Linked DNA regions of Mus musculus: region 1 is linked to region 2. The links are chromatin loops, found by intact Hi-C in ENCODE. Cell type or tissue: gastrocnemius. All regions are shown on one strand.

Region 1 (8,000 bases), 58 kb before region 2:
AGCAGCCAGCAGCAGCCCTATGGTGCTTTGGCCAACAACCTCTTCCAGTGGACACGAACTGGCCATTTATCCCAAGGAAGTGCCCCAAGGTGGGATCCTCGGCTTTTGCCATCTGATTGTGATTTAGCCTCGGATTTTAAAAGGGACAGACAATAGATTTTTCTTTCCATACCTTAAGAAGTTTATTTTTTTGCTATGCAATGACCTTATTACCACTTGGGGATTCCTTCCTTATTTTGTGTCTATATTTGTATTGCTTTGTTAAGGGCCAGCATGTTTGCATACAGGCCATTCCGCTTGTAGTTCTATATTTCTGTGGCAGACATGTAGAGACACACATCTATGTGTATGTGTGTGATAGAGGGGGTTGAAGGAAGGAAAAGAGGGGTGGGAGAGAGAGCAGAGAGAACATGCAGTTCTGTGGCCTATAAACGAGGGGCCGATGTAGACTGTGTTAACTTACTTAGTCTTTTCCCGGGTTATGGGTGGACTGTCTTGGGTGGTGACTGGCATTCACAGTTATACACCCTTGTGCTATTGTGCTAATTATTGGTGGTGGTAACGATAATGTAATAGCCAGCACTTCTTAAGCTACATGTCTGCTACACGTACTCTCATTTAAACCTTGCAGCCCTACTCACGAAGTGTTCCCTTTCTCTGTTTTATAAGGAAGGCAACCCTAGCTCCAGGAGGTTAAATAACATGTTCAGGTTCAGCGCTGCTGTTAGATAGGGGAGCCAGAAAGCCAACCCTGCTGTGTCCAGCCCCAAAGATCAGGATCTTGATCACGACACTCTTCTGTCTCGCTATAAAAACTAACATTTCCATTTTCTGAGTGCTGCCTAGAATACATTCATTTAGGCAAATTTCCACCCTTTGCTGGCGTAATTGCTATTCCTTTTTGTTGGTCATTGCTCCCCTGGGCTTCCCTCAAACATGGTCAGAGGTGCCCTAGACTTTTTAAAGATTGAAGAAAGGCCACATGGCCCTGCATAATTTGACTGAGACAGCTGTGCAGTGGGTTGTCTCATTTAAATTACAACCACAAAAAGAGATGTGCCAGCCATCATAGACACAAAGCTAAGGGCAGGAACATGAAACCCGGGTTCCTAAACCTGCCCGGGGCTGCTGTCAGAGGTAAGCAGCCTTCTTAGCAGGGTCTCAGGAACCACTGAGGAGATAGCTAACTTCCCCTCTTGTGCCCCCCAAACAATTATCCCTCCCTCAGGCTTCTCCTGAAGGCTTGTCCCCTTAAACTCCTAGGGAGAAGGATGTGTTTCGATAGTAATTCCAGCCAGGCATAGTTGACAGAGGTAGGAGCTTGCAGAAATCCACTGGAGAGTTAGGGAGAAGTATAAAGGTGTTTACAAGGACATCTCATTGTGGCTGGGATTTAGGGAAGCCCTTTACTAAACACTGAACCCAGGAGCTGCAGACTGAGTCTCTGGGAGACTCATTTGATGGGGCAATCCTGCCTTTAACACAGGCTCTGTTACCAAGTTTCACAGGTGTGTTTGCACATTGGCTGTTTTTCTCTATCTTTCAGAATTAGGAGTCCCACAGTCGGTTTCTTTTCTACATTTAACTCTTTTATTTATCCTCCTCTCCAAAATTAGGACACGTGCTGAAATGCCTGTATTGGCATGCTGTCTCTCTTATTTTGGGGAAAGTTTTTCTTATGTATTTCTTCCCGTTTAGTGACCTCTAAATATAATTTACTCTTGTTACTTTACTCTGTTTCCTAGCCTAGTTCTTAAAAAAAACAAAACAAAACAAAACAAAACAAAAAAAACCTATTCCTCATATATGCTTCTAAAGTCAGTCTCTCCCCAGTATTTTTATTTTGTTACAATACATGTGTCTTTTGAAACAAATGTAGCAAGTTTCCCAAAAAAGTTCACAGCAGTGCTCTGTCTTTTTATGGGCAAGTATAGCTTGAGCCAGTGTGGGTAGGTGTCGTTCACATCTGTGGAAATACATGATTGTGGCATGACTTTTGTATTTTGGATAAAGCCAAAGAGTGCATTTTAGGACTAAGGTTGAGGGTGGGCAAAGTTATACATGGTGGGTTACAAAACAAAAAGACATGTAAGTTGAATGGGGATTTATTTCGAAGAAGAGAATGGTGGGTGGGTTAGCCAGAGCAGAGGGACTTCTGTGAGCAGACTCTGTTAGATACATGTGTGAAAGTGTCCAAAACTAAATGAACGTAAAAACTAAGTCCACGTAATCAACAAATATGTAAACTATATCTGTGAGAGCATCCTATTAATAAATTGGATGGAAATGTAAAAGCACGATTAATGGAAGATAGAGATGGTTTGTCTCCATAGAGGAAACAAAACAAAACAAAACAAAACATGAGATAAACCGAACATGGACAAACTGCTTGTGTTGGGCTGTGAATGTAACTACTGCAGCTCAGATCTGCAGGGATGGAGGCCCCAGGAGCAGGAACACCCCTTTTCTCACCCCCCTGCTCCATGACTCTCAGTAGTGGCTTTGTGGGACCTCATGAATTACTTCTTACAGTTGAGGCTCTTTGGTGCCGAGTGCGCTGTGGGCAGCGGAGCCCAGAGCCGGGCAGTCGGTGTTTGTGCTGTTGTTAGCGACACGTAGCGAGTTCCTCCTGAACGGAAAGGCCCCGGCTCCAGTTTGTCGCCAGTGAAAGCGGAGTCGCACAGCAAATGTGGAGCTGAGCCGAGCAGCCTGGGGGTGGGGGACTAGCCTGCAAAGGGGAGGGGCCCAGCGCCACCGGGTATTTGTTTAGAGGTGGGGATGGGCAGAGTAATAGAGGTTAGGGCGCACGCAAAGAAAACAGCTGGAGGGGAGCTAGGAACCCATGCTATGACTGACCTCCTAAATGCCACCCCCAACCAATTACATCTCACTACTGGTTGGAATATTTGCAGGAAAAAAAAAAAGGTACCCTTTGTAGTGTGGTTTTCTTTCCCAGGATATCCTGAGCCTGTCTCTGGGTGGGTTTTTCCGTGGGTGAGTTGGTTAGGAGATATCTCCTATGCCTTTAAGAGGTAAAAACACGTACAAATGCAAATGCAGAGACTTTAACACTTCCCCCCCTTCCTAACATTCATATAATTGCTGTTAAGCCACATTGAAAACCCTGGGGCCCGGTGTTCACCAGGGTAAAGTTACATTTCACAAGCAGAAAATTGACTCACCACTTAGGAAAATTGGCTACCAATTATGTGTCAAAGGCTCTAAAGTCAGAGCTCAGAATTTTCTTTTTGCTAGAATGTGGTATTAAAAAGGGCACAGACAAGCCAGCCCTGGCCCCTGTGCCCTCTCGGGACCTGTGGGACCTGCTGACTTTCCTTGCAAGGTTTCTGGGCCCCAGCAAGGAAGAAGGGATCCTGACCCCTAACCCAGGGCCAAACCCAACAGCCGGAAGATGTCACTAGTTAGAAGTGAACACACACACACACACACACACACACACACACACACACACCTGTTAAAATGATGCCCCTGGCTCCTTGTGAGAGGCCTCTCTTAGCCTGGCACTGTCCAGACGCCTTTGGCTGTAATTGAGGCTCATTAGGCCAAGAGAAGAGAGGGAAAAGAGAGGGCATCTGAGGGCCACACTGTCAGGGGACATTTGCTGCCTCTACTGACAGGGTCACAATGTGTCCACACCATGTGCAGGGCTACTTCTAGAGACTCGTTGGTTCCTTTTGTTGAGGGATCAGTTCCTATCCAAATCCCAGGCAAGAGACAGGGGAAGGGACAGAGAGAGGGGCATGGAGGAATAGATGGAGGGAGGGGTGGGATGGGATGGGGGAGACCTAAAGGAGAAAAGAGAGACAGATACAAATCCACAGAGATTTGTAGAGTCAGAGCAATGGAGAGAGCAAGAGAGAGGAGTGGAAGGGAGGGATGAGAGGAAGGGAGAGAGGGAGGGAAGGAGAGAGGGAGGGAAAGAGAGAGAAGAGATTGGAAGAGAGAGAGAAGATAGGAGCAGGGTGGAAGGGAGCTTGCAGACTCTGAAGGGTGAGAGAATATTTTTATGTAACCCCCACCACCTCTCCCTTTTCTCCTGCATCCGCTTTCTTGACAAAGTATGGGCTTTCTTCCCAGGCCTGTTTTCTGTTCCTGTCACAGCGCCTTCACCCCTGGCTTTATTTTTAATGCCTAGATATTAAGCCTTATTTATTGCTTCACATTCTGCCTCTAGAGGGAGAGAAAGAGAACGCATCAGGACATGGCAAACTGGGGAAATCTGCTGGGCTGTATGGGAGAAAGTTTTTCAGGACAGCCAGGATGTCAAATCATATTGGCGATTACCCCAGATAAGCCTCCCTCCTAACAACAGGATGCAATATTTAGTGGTTTGAGTGAGAAAAACCAGCCTCATTTTGCCTTCTGGGAAATCTTCTGCTAGCTATTTCTGTTCAATTCTTAACTTTGGACAATTTCCAGAGTTCTCCAGAACCAACTACCTTAAATCTTCTTTTCTTTCTGATTTCCCTTTTCTCTTTTTCTCTTCCTTCCTTCCTTCCTTCCTTCCTTCCTTCCTTCCTTCCTTCCTTCCTTCCTCCCTTCCTCCCTTCCTCCCTTCCTCCCTCCCTCCCTCCCTCCCTCCCTCCCTCCCTCCCTCCCTCCCCCTCTCCCTTTCTTCCTTCCTTCCCTCCCTCCCTCCCCCTTTCTTTCTCTCTTCCTTCCTTCCTTCCTTCCTTCCTTCCTTCCTTCCTTCCTTCCTTCCTTCCTTCTTTGTCTCTTTCCTTCTTTCTTTTTGGCTTTCTTGCTTTTTTTTTTTTTTTTTTGACAGAGAAGGTTGTTTTGTCTAAGGGATGGCATTTTGGGGCTTGAGTTTCTAATATCTGATTTCAGCTTTGTTCTGGCATTTTGGCTGGAGTCAAGGGAAGAAAGCATCCACAATTCGCTCAATGTTTCATTCACTCTGGAGTCTTTATTGGGCTAAAGACTTGGTGTTTCCGCTTATTTGCCAGGACGCAGAGGTATGTTTTTCTGATCACAACATAAACACCTTGATTGGCTTTTGCCCTCCTCTGAGCGATATCTCCCTGTGCATCTGAAAGATATTTTTTTTGTCAGTTTTGAGGATCTCACAGGCTCCCTCAAGTGCCGCTTAATTAGAGGTCTTCTATCCACTAAGTATTTTCTTAAATGTATAATTGATTGTGCAAGGAAGGAAGAGCGGCAGGAGAGGAAATCATACATCACTTCATTATTAATGGCAATGTCTAAATAAAATAGACTTTGTCATGCTAATGGATGACAGAGCATGTTTAATGTTAAGTCAGGATATTTCGTTTTCTTTTCTGTTCTGAGGCCAGTCTTAGGAAGTTTTAAGTAGCGCTGAACACATCGATAGACGTGATCTAGTAGAGTGAGTTGTGAATGAGGACAGGGGCCAAATCAATGTGGAAAGTCTGCAAGGGGAAGGTATGGGAAAATGAAGAAGTTGGAAAGCCGCATACATCAGCTCCATTTTACTCCTTGTGAAGAGGTGGGATTTTTACCTGGATTTCATTTAGAAGGGGTGTAGTGAGTGCTTACATGCCTCTTGCTGCAGCATTCCCCAGATGTTCTTGCTGAACAGAAGTGCCCTGCTCTTGCAGAACAGAATGGCCCTGCCCCTCACCCAGAGAGCCTTCCAGATGTTTTTGGTGGGAGTTCTTTAGAACAGTGCTTTTTGGATCCTGAAATGGCTGGTTCCAGTAGCACAAGTCTATGTTAGTTTGAAGTTTCACCAAAGTAGCCTTTCTGTAGGGACTGAGATGGTGGCAATCTCTGTGGGAACAAAACCATGAGGTGAGTGGAGAAGAGTAAGGAAAGATAAGAGAAAAGTAAGAGGGCGAAGACAATGGGTGTAGGATGTTATTGATGGTAATATTGAGGCAGCAGGTGTTGGATCCCATCAAGATTCCTCCAGAGTCAAGTGATACATACCTCCCAGAGTTGTGATCTGATTTTGTACATGTGCATATATGCACACATGTGCACACACATGTTCAATCATTTGGAGGCCAGAGTTTGATGTCAGATATCATTCCCTATGTCTCCCGACCTTATGTTTTGAGACAAGGTCTTTTATTAAACCTGGAGTTCACCACTTTAGCTAGATTGCTTGGAGAGCAAGCCTCCGGGACTCGGGACTTGGGCATCTCTCTCCCTAGCTAAGATTTTGGGCATGTGCGGCCACACCTAACAGATTTTTTTTTAACTTGAGTGCTGAGGATTAAACTCAGATCCTCACGCTTACACAGTAAGAATCTCACTGACGGAACCATCTAGACAGCTCTCGGAATCACGTTCTCAAAGGACAGGAAGCTAGATACTTATCTCCTGGTTCCTGCCCTCTGTTGCTGGAGGGTTAATCTCTGGGTAACCAGAGCCAGACTGTTCCAAGGGGTCCTTCAGAGTTGGCATGGCATAGAAGAGAGCCTTCTTACGATGGGATGTGACAAAAGTCAGAGGTGTGTCCTGGTGAGGAGGTTCTAGACACGACTCTTGCAGAAACTGAGTGTGAAGATCCAGAGGAAGTGGACCAGAGCAACTGAAGCCCAATAGCCCACCCTTAGTTTTAAACTGAGTGTTCCCTGTGTGCGTGGAAGTGGTTTTGCTTACTTCCTTGTCAAGCCCATCAAGGAATGTGTGCACTCATGTATAATGAGTCCTGGAGGTGGCTACTGAAGGACTAGACACTGCTCATCTTTGTCTAAGTGTGTTTGTGTGTTTAGGTGAGTTGTTGTAACTTTGCTTTGGGAAATTGAGGACCAATATATAGAAAACATGGGACCTAGCTCCTGTCAGGACCAGGAGTTACAAAGGTTTATGAGAAATGGTAAACCTTGGGTGGCTCTGTTAGCTGTGGGATGTTTATGCTTCATCAAGAAACAAGGGTCAGAAATCAGGTTTTGATGGGGGGATTTGGGAGAAATATGCAGGTAAGGTTTTGGGAAGAGTATCCTGCAGAGGAGGAAGTAGTGGCCCATGGATATGTGGCAGCTGATGGAAAAGGCGTAAGGCCAGCATGTAAGGGCCCAGAAGGACTCTCAGTTCAGGGTTTTCTGTTGTAGGGAGTAATTATTTTTCATGAAATGGGGTCCATAAGGATCCGTGTTGATGAGCTCACTGACTGAATATGAGCTCTCGTTTCTACTTCTCAGACACTGTCATCTTCCTGTGGTACAGTTTTCTCTGTCCCTTTGGTGGTAGAATACTGAGGAAGATCCCAGCTACTGTCTCTTATCCCTCATCTATAGCCACACCAGATGCCCTTTCACCCTCTTCCCTTTGAGTCTCACGTCTATCTCCAGTCTTCTGGACTTCCATCATCTCTTCCTATCAGGGGCTAGAGTTAGTCAGAGAGGGCCATTCCGATTCTCATTGGACTGCACTGTCCTCTAGACTAAAGTCTGCCACCAGCTGTTCTTGCCCCACTGCTCTGACTGAATACTTAAGAAAGACCACTTGAGGGAGAAATGACTTATCTTAACTCAGGGTTTCAGGGTTTTAGCTTACAGTCCCTTGGTTCTTATTTTGTGTGCCAGTGATGTGTTAGTATACTATGACCTTCTGACAATGAAGGAGGAGGTGGGGGAAAGTCCGAGGAAGGGGACCAGGGAGAGGGAGAAAGGGGTACTCCTAACAATCTACTTTCCAAGTGCCCCACTTTTCAGCTGGGCCTGCAAAGTTTCCAGCCTTTAACAAAATGCACTATTTTGGTGACACTCACCAGCTGGGGTCCAAGCCTTCAAGACAAGAACCACTTTATATCCAAACCACAACAAACAGATTCTTATTATTCTTAGGATAAGAGCCAAGTTGCTTATTCTCACACAGTTCCCATTGCTTCTGTCAGGCATGTCCATTCTGTCTTTTGTAAGTGCACGTCATCCGCCAGAGTCTAGCCTCCTCCCTTAGATTCTCAGCCATTCCTTCATTGCTATCCCCATCTGAGTTAAGGTTTGTCAGAGGATGCTAGAAGCTCCTGTAGCAAGGGGCTGTGGACA
Region 2 (8,000 bases):
AGTGTGCCATTTCGGTTAAGCCTTTGAAGCTTCCAGAACAGAAATACTTAGGGTGTGGGCACTAAATTTTTCAGGTTGTGGACATTTTTCAGACTAGGTGAAAAGCATGCATAGCATTACTTTGTGATTAGGCATGATCAAAGCCCTGATCAAACCAACAGCATTTCTCTTAAGTGCTAAGCTCTCAGTGACGGTCCAGTGTGGGCCTGTGATATGATTCTAGGAGACACACAGATGCCTTACTTTTTCTTTTAAAAACCTTATTATTAATGGTATGTTTATGTGTGTATTTGTGTGTAGGTATGTGAGTATTTATGTGTGAGTATGTGCACATGAACGTAAGTGCCTGTGGAGATCAGAAGAGGGCAATGCATTCTCTGGAGCTAGATTTACAGACTGTTGTGAGCCACTCAACAGCGCTGGGAGCTGAAGTTGGGTCCTTTGCAAGAATGGCAAGCATTCTTGACTGCTGTACTATTGACGTCTCTCCAGTCCCTGATTTTAATTATTGGTATCAGGTACTTGCTTTTAAGACTGCTTTCTATTTACTGGTTATATTTTAAAAATATTTTTCCCTAACTGAATTAGGAACAATTTAAAGAGAAGCCATAAGTAAATGATAACAAGAGCAATGGATGGATTGGCAAAATGATATGCCAATAATTGAAGCATAAGGAAGTGGGAATAGTTGAAGTTCAACTTTCTCATCATCTACTTAGCCATTATGTATGGAATGCCTCCTTCTTTGAGTTACTGCACACAACAAATTGGGTTGAATAAATTCAGAATAAGTCCCTACCCTCACGGAGCTCTATCCTAGGAGGGAAAGGAAGTAAATATGTAACATAAAGGCAGGTAGTTTATAAAGCAAAACAAATCAGGATCAAGGATAGAGCTTTAGGAAGTAGATGGTTGGGGGACTTCAGAAAAGCTTGTCAAGGAGTTCACAACTGAGAGGAACCTAGTTGGGACTGAGTTCATTGGGTAAGCATGCATTGCTTTTGGTGTTGGCTTTAATATGTACATGACTGGTTGGAAGAAGCTCATAATATGGGAAATAGAAGTCTCTTTTTTTTGAAATCTTATTTTTATGTGTGTGGTTGTTTGACTAGATATATATATCCCTCCTCTGGACTATAGGAACTGCACACAAGGTGCATATATATATATATATATATATATATATATATCCAGTCAAACAACCACAAGGTGCATATATTATATATATTACATATATATGTATAATATATATATATATAATATATGCACCTGTGTAAATATATATAATATATGCACCTTGTGTGCAGTTCCTAGAGTCTAGAAGAGGGCATTGAGTCCTCTGATACTGGAGTTACAGACAGTTGTGAGCTGCCATGTAGGCCCTGGGATTTGAATTCCGGTCCTCTGGAAAAGCAGCCAGTGCTTTTGACCATGGAGCCATTTCTGTAGCCTAGGAAACAGAAGTCTTATTAGCATACGATGGAATAGACTATGAGAATAACAGTGTAAGAAGGAAACTTTGGGAGCGAGGAAGAAAGCAATGGCTTTTCTAAGGGATGGAAAACGAGTCCTCAAATGTCTTAGAGGGCATACATGTAAAGTGAGTCTTTCAGAATGAAGAGGTAGCTGGGGAAGAAGACAACAACCTGAGTGTGTGCAGGTACACAGTATCATGTAGTCTTTGTAGGTGGTCTGCAGTGGCTCTCCAGCAGATACTGCTGAATGGAAGAACCGCATAAGGAGTGCTTTGAGGTTTCCAGCACACTGGGGCTGAGGCCAGGTGTGGGAAGGGGTGCACTGCAGCATTCTGGTCTTCTCTCGACCAGGTCTCTGCTGGAGAAGATTGACAGGTAGCATCCCTCCATACTTACAACACTTGTCTGTCAGTTTGGGGCATGCGTTTGCGTGGGATGAAGAGTAGCATCAGGAAAACCTGGAGAGTTGGGGAAATAGATCAAGAAAGACCCAGAAAAGAGTGATTGACCGTGAAGAGCCAACTAGATTGGGCAGACTGGGCTTTCTGGGTGGATTTAAGCAGCAGCTTAGTCAGTGTAGAGGGCAGAAGCTGCACCTGAAGGCACTGAGGGGTAGATGGGGACCAGCGAGTCTGAGGGTGGAGATGAGAAACTGTTTACAGAGTCAGAGATGCCAGAGCATCTCACACTGAGTTTGCTGTGTGGAATGTTGGTGTTTTCTCAGAACATGTCTGTTTGTCTAGTGCTGCCCATGGATACAGCTGAGCAGTTCATCTGCCCGGACTGTGCTCTTGAGTAGGTCCCCGTATGTGTCTCTCCCTTCTGTTTGGACAAGAGGTCCGTAGGACCACTCAGGGTCTGATAATTCTAGGAGATCACACTCAGACCTTGATTGGGACCAGGAATTCACTTTGCTGAGGACTTGGAGCCCACTGGTTCTCTTTTCTATAGGGGAATGTTTTAATGTACACAGCTCAGGTTGTGAGAGAACCCTTGTGCTATCTGTGGATAAATGAGGAGGGACATGGGGATGTGAACACAGAGGTAGTTATTTGCATGCATTATTCAGGCCCTTTTAAACTTGAATAGGAGGCATCAGAGATGTAGCTCAGTAAGAGAATGCTTGACTATGCCGGAGTCTTTGGATTTGATCTTCAGTGCCATTTTTTAAAAAGTAGATCTCATCTAGAAATGGAAGAAATGAGAGCTAACCTTCCTGTGTCATCAAGTTCTTGAGTGAACTTGATGCAAGATCCCAAGAGTTAAAATATCAAACTTGGCCTTTCAGTTGTAAGGAATGGAAGGGAGAAGGGATATATGTTAGTGTAGAGAAACAAAATCAAAACAAACAAACAAACAAAAAATCAACAAAATGAAAGTGTGTTGCTTTGTTTTACAGCACCTAAATATTTAGATATATGATATACTAGCCTCTTTTTATCAGTTACAGACCTAAGTGCTTCAGTTCTTTGAATTTGTTGACTATAGACTAGAAATACAGCTACATATCTAGTGTGTAGAGGTGCAGTTCCCAGAAGGCTTTACAAGTTGGCTATTACTAAGCACAACATTTTCTCAAGGCATCATTATGATTTGCCTCACATTCCAGCAGCATCCATGTGTTTAGCATCCTTGGAGCCCCATAAAGAAACACACAGAGTAAACGTTCATCATCCAGGGTGAGCCTGTACTTAGGCACTTTAAGAAGGAAGATTTGGAGACGGTGAGTACATCCCCTCCCCATTTGGGGGCTTAAAGGGAGAAATCATATCCTTTCAAATCACAGAGCAGTCTTTGTGGCTAACCTATAGAATGTGATTAATTGAAATATTTCATAAAAATTTAGAAAAATTGGAGCTGAACCATCACCAATTTACCCAGGAGATGTATTAAGAAATTATATGCTTACAAGTTATTTATAAAGTCTTGGACATAGTTCTTGATCTGATTAAGACAATACTAAGTACTTCCAGAAAAATTCTTTTCTAGATAAAAGATCCAAGAATTCAGTGTGATCATCACATTTATCCAATAAAAGAGAGGGCGTAGGAAAAAGTGAATTCCAAATAAGTCCTGTGTAATACTCCTGAAAGCCATGAGGTCACCAGTAAATTAAAGTTTGATTCAGGACCCAGAATCTGTTATAAGGGTTTTGTATTCTCCAAGGCTGGATGCCAGACTGCCAGAAGCAGAGCATATCCTTAGAGAAGCAGAATTGAAATGGTTCTGGTGTTGTTACAGTACTTGACCCCATCACCGCACAACTGGAATCCAGGAGGTTTGACTAACACATTTAGGGGGTGCGCTTGCATGCATCATACTACAAAATTGCATTGATGTTTCAGACTGAAGAATGAGATCATACTCTTAGCTCATAGTTTCGGATCAGGGCTGCCCTAACCTCTAGGTGGGGTGGTACAGAACACTCTGGGATAGGAAATAGATAGGGCCTAAGGCTTTACTGTGCATCTCGCTGGAGCCAAGAAGGGTGCTGGGTTCTTTCTTTAACTGTCCAGTGAGTCCCGACCAGCTCCTGGCAAGAAAGTCAGTGAGGTTAAGGAGTATAGCAGAGCTCACAGAGAATAACACATGTTAGATTCTGGCAGTGTAACGTCCTACTCTGGGCTTTTTTAGCAACACCCAGTGGAGTGTCAAAAGGATTCGTGCACAGGAGATGGCTTAATTTCCTAGTCTCAGGGTTGCAGACAGGAGTTGGGAGTTGGATAGTCACAGAATCCTGTGGTATTTGTGTGTCTATGTAATTTGGAAGCAGACACCTCAAGGGATCCCCCAGGTTTAGAGCTGCTGATCCTTTGCCCAAAGGTTTTCCCTGCAGTGTGATTATTATTAAATAAAGTATCACACCAGGAAGATGATGCCCCTTAATACTTAGGTTCTAGTCATCTTGTGGTAGCATCATAAGACTCCAAGAGCAAGGGGATATTGAGAAGTGGAAGACAGAAGATCTGGGAAAGTCACTGTCCTACACTGTGTGGCTGGAGTCCCGCCAATTATGAGGCTGACACTGACACAGAAGAGAAAGTGTTCTTAGAAGTTGGCCAAGATACTAAGAGATGCCTGTCTTAGTCAGGGTCTCTATTCCTGCACAAACATCATGACCAAGAAGCAGTTGGGGAGGAAAGGGTTTATTCGGCTTACACTTCCATGCTGCTGTTCATCACCAAAGGAAGTCAGGACTGGAACTCAGGCAGGTCAGGAAGCAGGAGCTGATGCAGAGGCCATGGAGGGATGTTCCTTACTAGCTTGCCTCCCCTGGCTTGCTCAGCCTGCTCTCTTATAGAACTCAAGACTACCAGTCCAGAGATGGTCCCACCTACAAGGGGCCTTTCCCCCTTGATCACTAATTGAGAAAATGCCTTAGAGTTGGATCTCATGGAGGCATTTCCTCAACTGAAGCTCCTTTCTCTGTGATAACCCCAGCCGTGTCAAGTTGACACAAAACTAGCCAGTACAATGCCTTAATGGACAAAGCCTAATGTTACTAATGAGAGGGTCCTGGTGTCTCTCAGAGGATGTCTTAGCCCACTGGATGTGTATTGTTATGGGCCAAATGTGTGCCTTTCAAAGTTTCTATCTGCTCTCAGATTGTTCATCTGGAACAAAACCCACGGAACATGCTTTCTAGTTGTGAAATTTTCCATGATGGGAAAAGCAACCTTGAATTTTCTGCATTAGTAGTTTGAATTTTCCGAATGAGCTGGGGAATTTTTATTACTCCGTACTGACAAGAGGGAAGAGTTCTTGTTTAATGAAACAAGCCACTCATAAATTTTTCACCTTGGTGACTTGAGCAGCCCCTTATTGGATCTCTTAATGTAATGGTGTATTTGAGACTTTTAAAGTAGAAATTAATGTCTACGGAAGGTAACTTCAAATGGCAAGATGGGAAACAGGGGTGCAGCTTAGTCTTCCTTGTTCTGAGGCATCAAACTCCCATCATCACTGATGCTAAAGTCAGAGGAAACGGTAGGCACAGAGTTCCAGGAACTTGACTCAAAAGGAACGCAGAGGAATAGAGTAGAAGAGAAGTCATCGATGTCAGGAGACTCCTCCCAGGTTGAGTCACTCCCTTGTGGCTATGTTCGTACAGTCAATCACAAGGCATGTTCAGTGTGTGTGTGTGTGTGTGTGTGTGTGTCTGTGTGTGTGTCTGTGTGTCTGTGTGTCTGTGTATCTGTGTGTGTCTGTGTGTGTGTGTACACTAAACTTTGTGAATTAGAACTTTCAAGATGGCTGAGTTGGTGAATTTGGGCAAAGCTACCCGATGTCATACCCAAGTAGTGCCTTGCGTGAGCTTTCTCACTGAGCTTGTAGAAAACTCAGTTTGCACATCTATCTGTTCATATTATTCAAGGTTTCCACTTGTCTTTCCTCAGTGGAAAACTGTCAGAAGCTCATCAACTTGGTCCAGAGTAAAAAGACAGGACAGTGTTCTCTTTGCTCTGAGGTGGATTTCAGAGGCTTCCTGCTGTCTGTTCTCTCCCTGCTTCCTACCTGCCAGAACGTTTGGCTAAGGTATGGGGAGTGGTCTGAGGATGAGACATAGATGATCGCCATGCCTCACCTCACCTGTCTTCCACTTCAAAAAGTGGATGCTGAAATCCTTTCTCCCAGTGCCGAAGGTGATGGGAAGTCGGCACTTGTATTTCTCTTTTCTGCTTGTTTCTTTAGAAACTGCACCCCAGTGATCTTTTTCTCCATACTCTGATTACTGCTTGAGATTTTTGCAGTTAGACACGTGTAAACATGCTAATGGTTCTGGTTGGTGTCTAAGGGGAAAAGTCATTTGTTCCCTTTTAATTTCTTTCTGATCATAGTTCTCAACTTGGGTTTCCAAGACCAGCTAGAGTCAGACACAGAGGCCATGGTGGGCAACGTTATACATCATGAGGTGTTTTATCCTTATTATAAACCTACAGCATCCCCAGAGCACTTAGGACCAATGTGATGGGGACCATTTTCCAGTTATGGTTTAGAGGCTAGTCATTCAGTTCTTTGGTGTCTACTTCCACTTATTTCTTCCTGTTTTCCCCTTTCCATAGCATCTCCCATTATCACTGCCATGGCTGTGACTAAAATTTTTATTTTCATTTTCAACTGAAAAACACTGAGACTCGAAGACCCCTCCCCCACCTCTGTAATCCATCGATTTGGTATCTGTGCTGGAGACCAAGCAGAGCCTTCTTATAGGTCACACTCAACCCCTAATAAATCTAAGGAAACAGCAGGGCTCTTAATATACCCCCAGTGAAGGTAAATCTTATGAGATTACATTTCAACAGCGAAAAAGACAGGCAGAATAATTTCGGTGTGAAATGTGTAAAGCCATATTTACAGAGCATCTCTTGATGCTGTTCCCAGATGTCTTTAAAAAGAAACTTTTTAGCTACATACAAAGAAACTGAAAACCAGGAATATAATTAATTGGCAAGAAATATAAATTTATTATAAAAAAAAGAACATCAACAACAAAAACAAACCAAAAACAATTATAACAACTTGATGAAATATATACTTTTTGAGATATATAGCATCAACATAAAAAAGGAAGAATGTTAGGATCCAGAAATGGTATGTAAGTAAATAAACTTTAATTGGTTTGACGATGCCCTTTTTCCTGGCAGTGCCAAGAATTCTAGCATTATAATTACATAGTTCTGGGCAGACATGTGGTTTCCATTAAGAAAGACTTGTGATTGACCGAGTTCATGAAGCATGTCAGGGAAAACACATCCATGTCTCTACAGGAAGGGAACAAGAATGGGTCTAAAAGGAACCACACAAGATACACGTTCATAAATAGTTTTAAAAGGGCACACATTTTTAAAAAATTCTGTTGAAAATAAAATTATTAGAGGAAGTGATTATGAACACTTTGGCTCCTATCTCTGTATGACCATAACACAGGGCCTTCGATTTATGGAACAGGAGACCTTTCTTGACCTAACAAGAATTTATTTAAGAATTCAGGGAGGAAAATATTGAGGAAATCTTAGAGGAAGAAACTGCAGCTTCATGGGTTTAAATAGCACAATCCCCCTGGCTGCCCCTCACCCCCCACCCCAGTCCCACTTTTCTCTTTAAATGGCCTTGCATTAACAAGACTTGTCATATCTATTCTCTTAGCCTAATGTGGTGAACGAGGTTGGGCTAATGGTCTCACTCTATGCAACCCCACCTCATGTTTTTAATAGAAAAGGAAACAGGTTTGGAAAGTTGGTGTGTTGCTGAAGGTCTTGCAAGTAGTGAATGCCTTCAATTTTAAAACTCTGCAAAAGCGTTGAGTTCAAGTTAGCTTGGGCAACTGAAGAGAGGTATTGTAGCTCTTACAACACACAGAAATCTTATAAAATAGCTTTGATGTAGATGGATAGAAGGATGGGAAGGCACTACAGGGAAGGGTGGGTCTCCAAGAGGGTTTTAAACAGGATTCTAATGATTTGCCTTCATCGCCCAAAGTAACTACAATATTGAACAGTTTGTTTTTTTCTGCCTTTGCCTAAA

Evidence for each region. A loop is a pair of places that touch in the nucleus more often than their neighbours do. Peaks named below come from ENCODE experiments on the same cell type or tissue, not always from the same donor. Only the 100,000 strongest peaks of a DNase experiment are listed, where the experiment ranks them.
Region 1: it touches region 2 in a loop (1.8-fold over the local background); 2 of 42 quality-filtered maps call a loop at or near these places.

What each region holds. Positions count from the first base shown.
Region 1 is chr11:44,662,775-44,670,774 of GRCm38, forward strand. The region is part of intron 6 of Ebf1 (early B cell factor 1); the gene reads left to right. Among named protein-coding and RNA genes, the nearest start is that of Ebf1, 49 kb to the left of the region's middle. In gastrocnemius, a CTCF peak has its summit at 4,189; DNase peaks (open chromatin) are centred at 2,674 and 3,388; H3K4me3 peaks cover 1,370 bases; H3K27ac peaks cover 3,931 bases.
Region 2 is chr11:44,720,408-44,728,407 of GRCm38, forward strand. All of the region lies in intron 6 of Ebf1 (early B cell factor 1), which reads left to right. Among named protein-coding and RNA genes, the nearest start is that of Ebf1, 110 kb to the left of the region's middle. In gastrocnemius, no CTCF peak of the experiment used is centred here; no DNase peak of the experiment used is centred here; H3K27ac peaks cover 2,425 bases.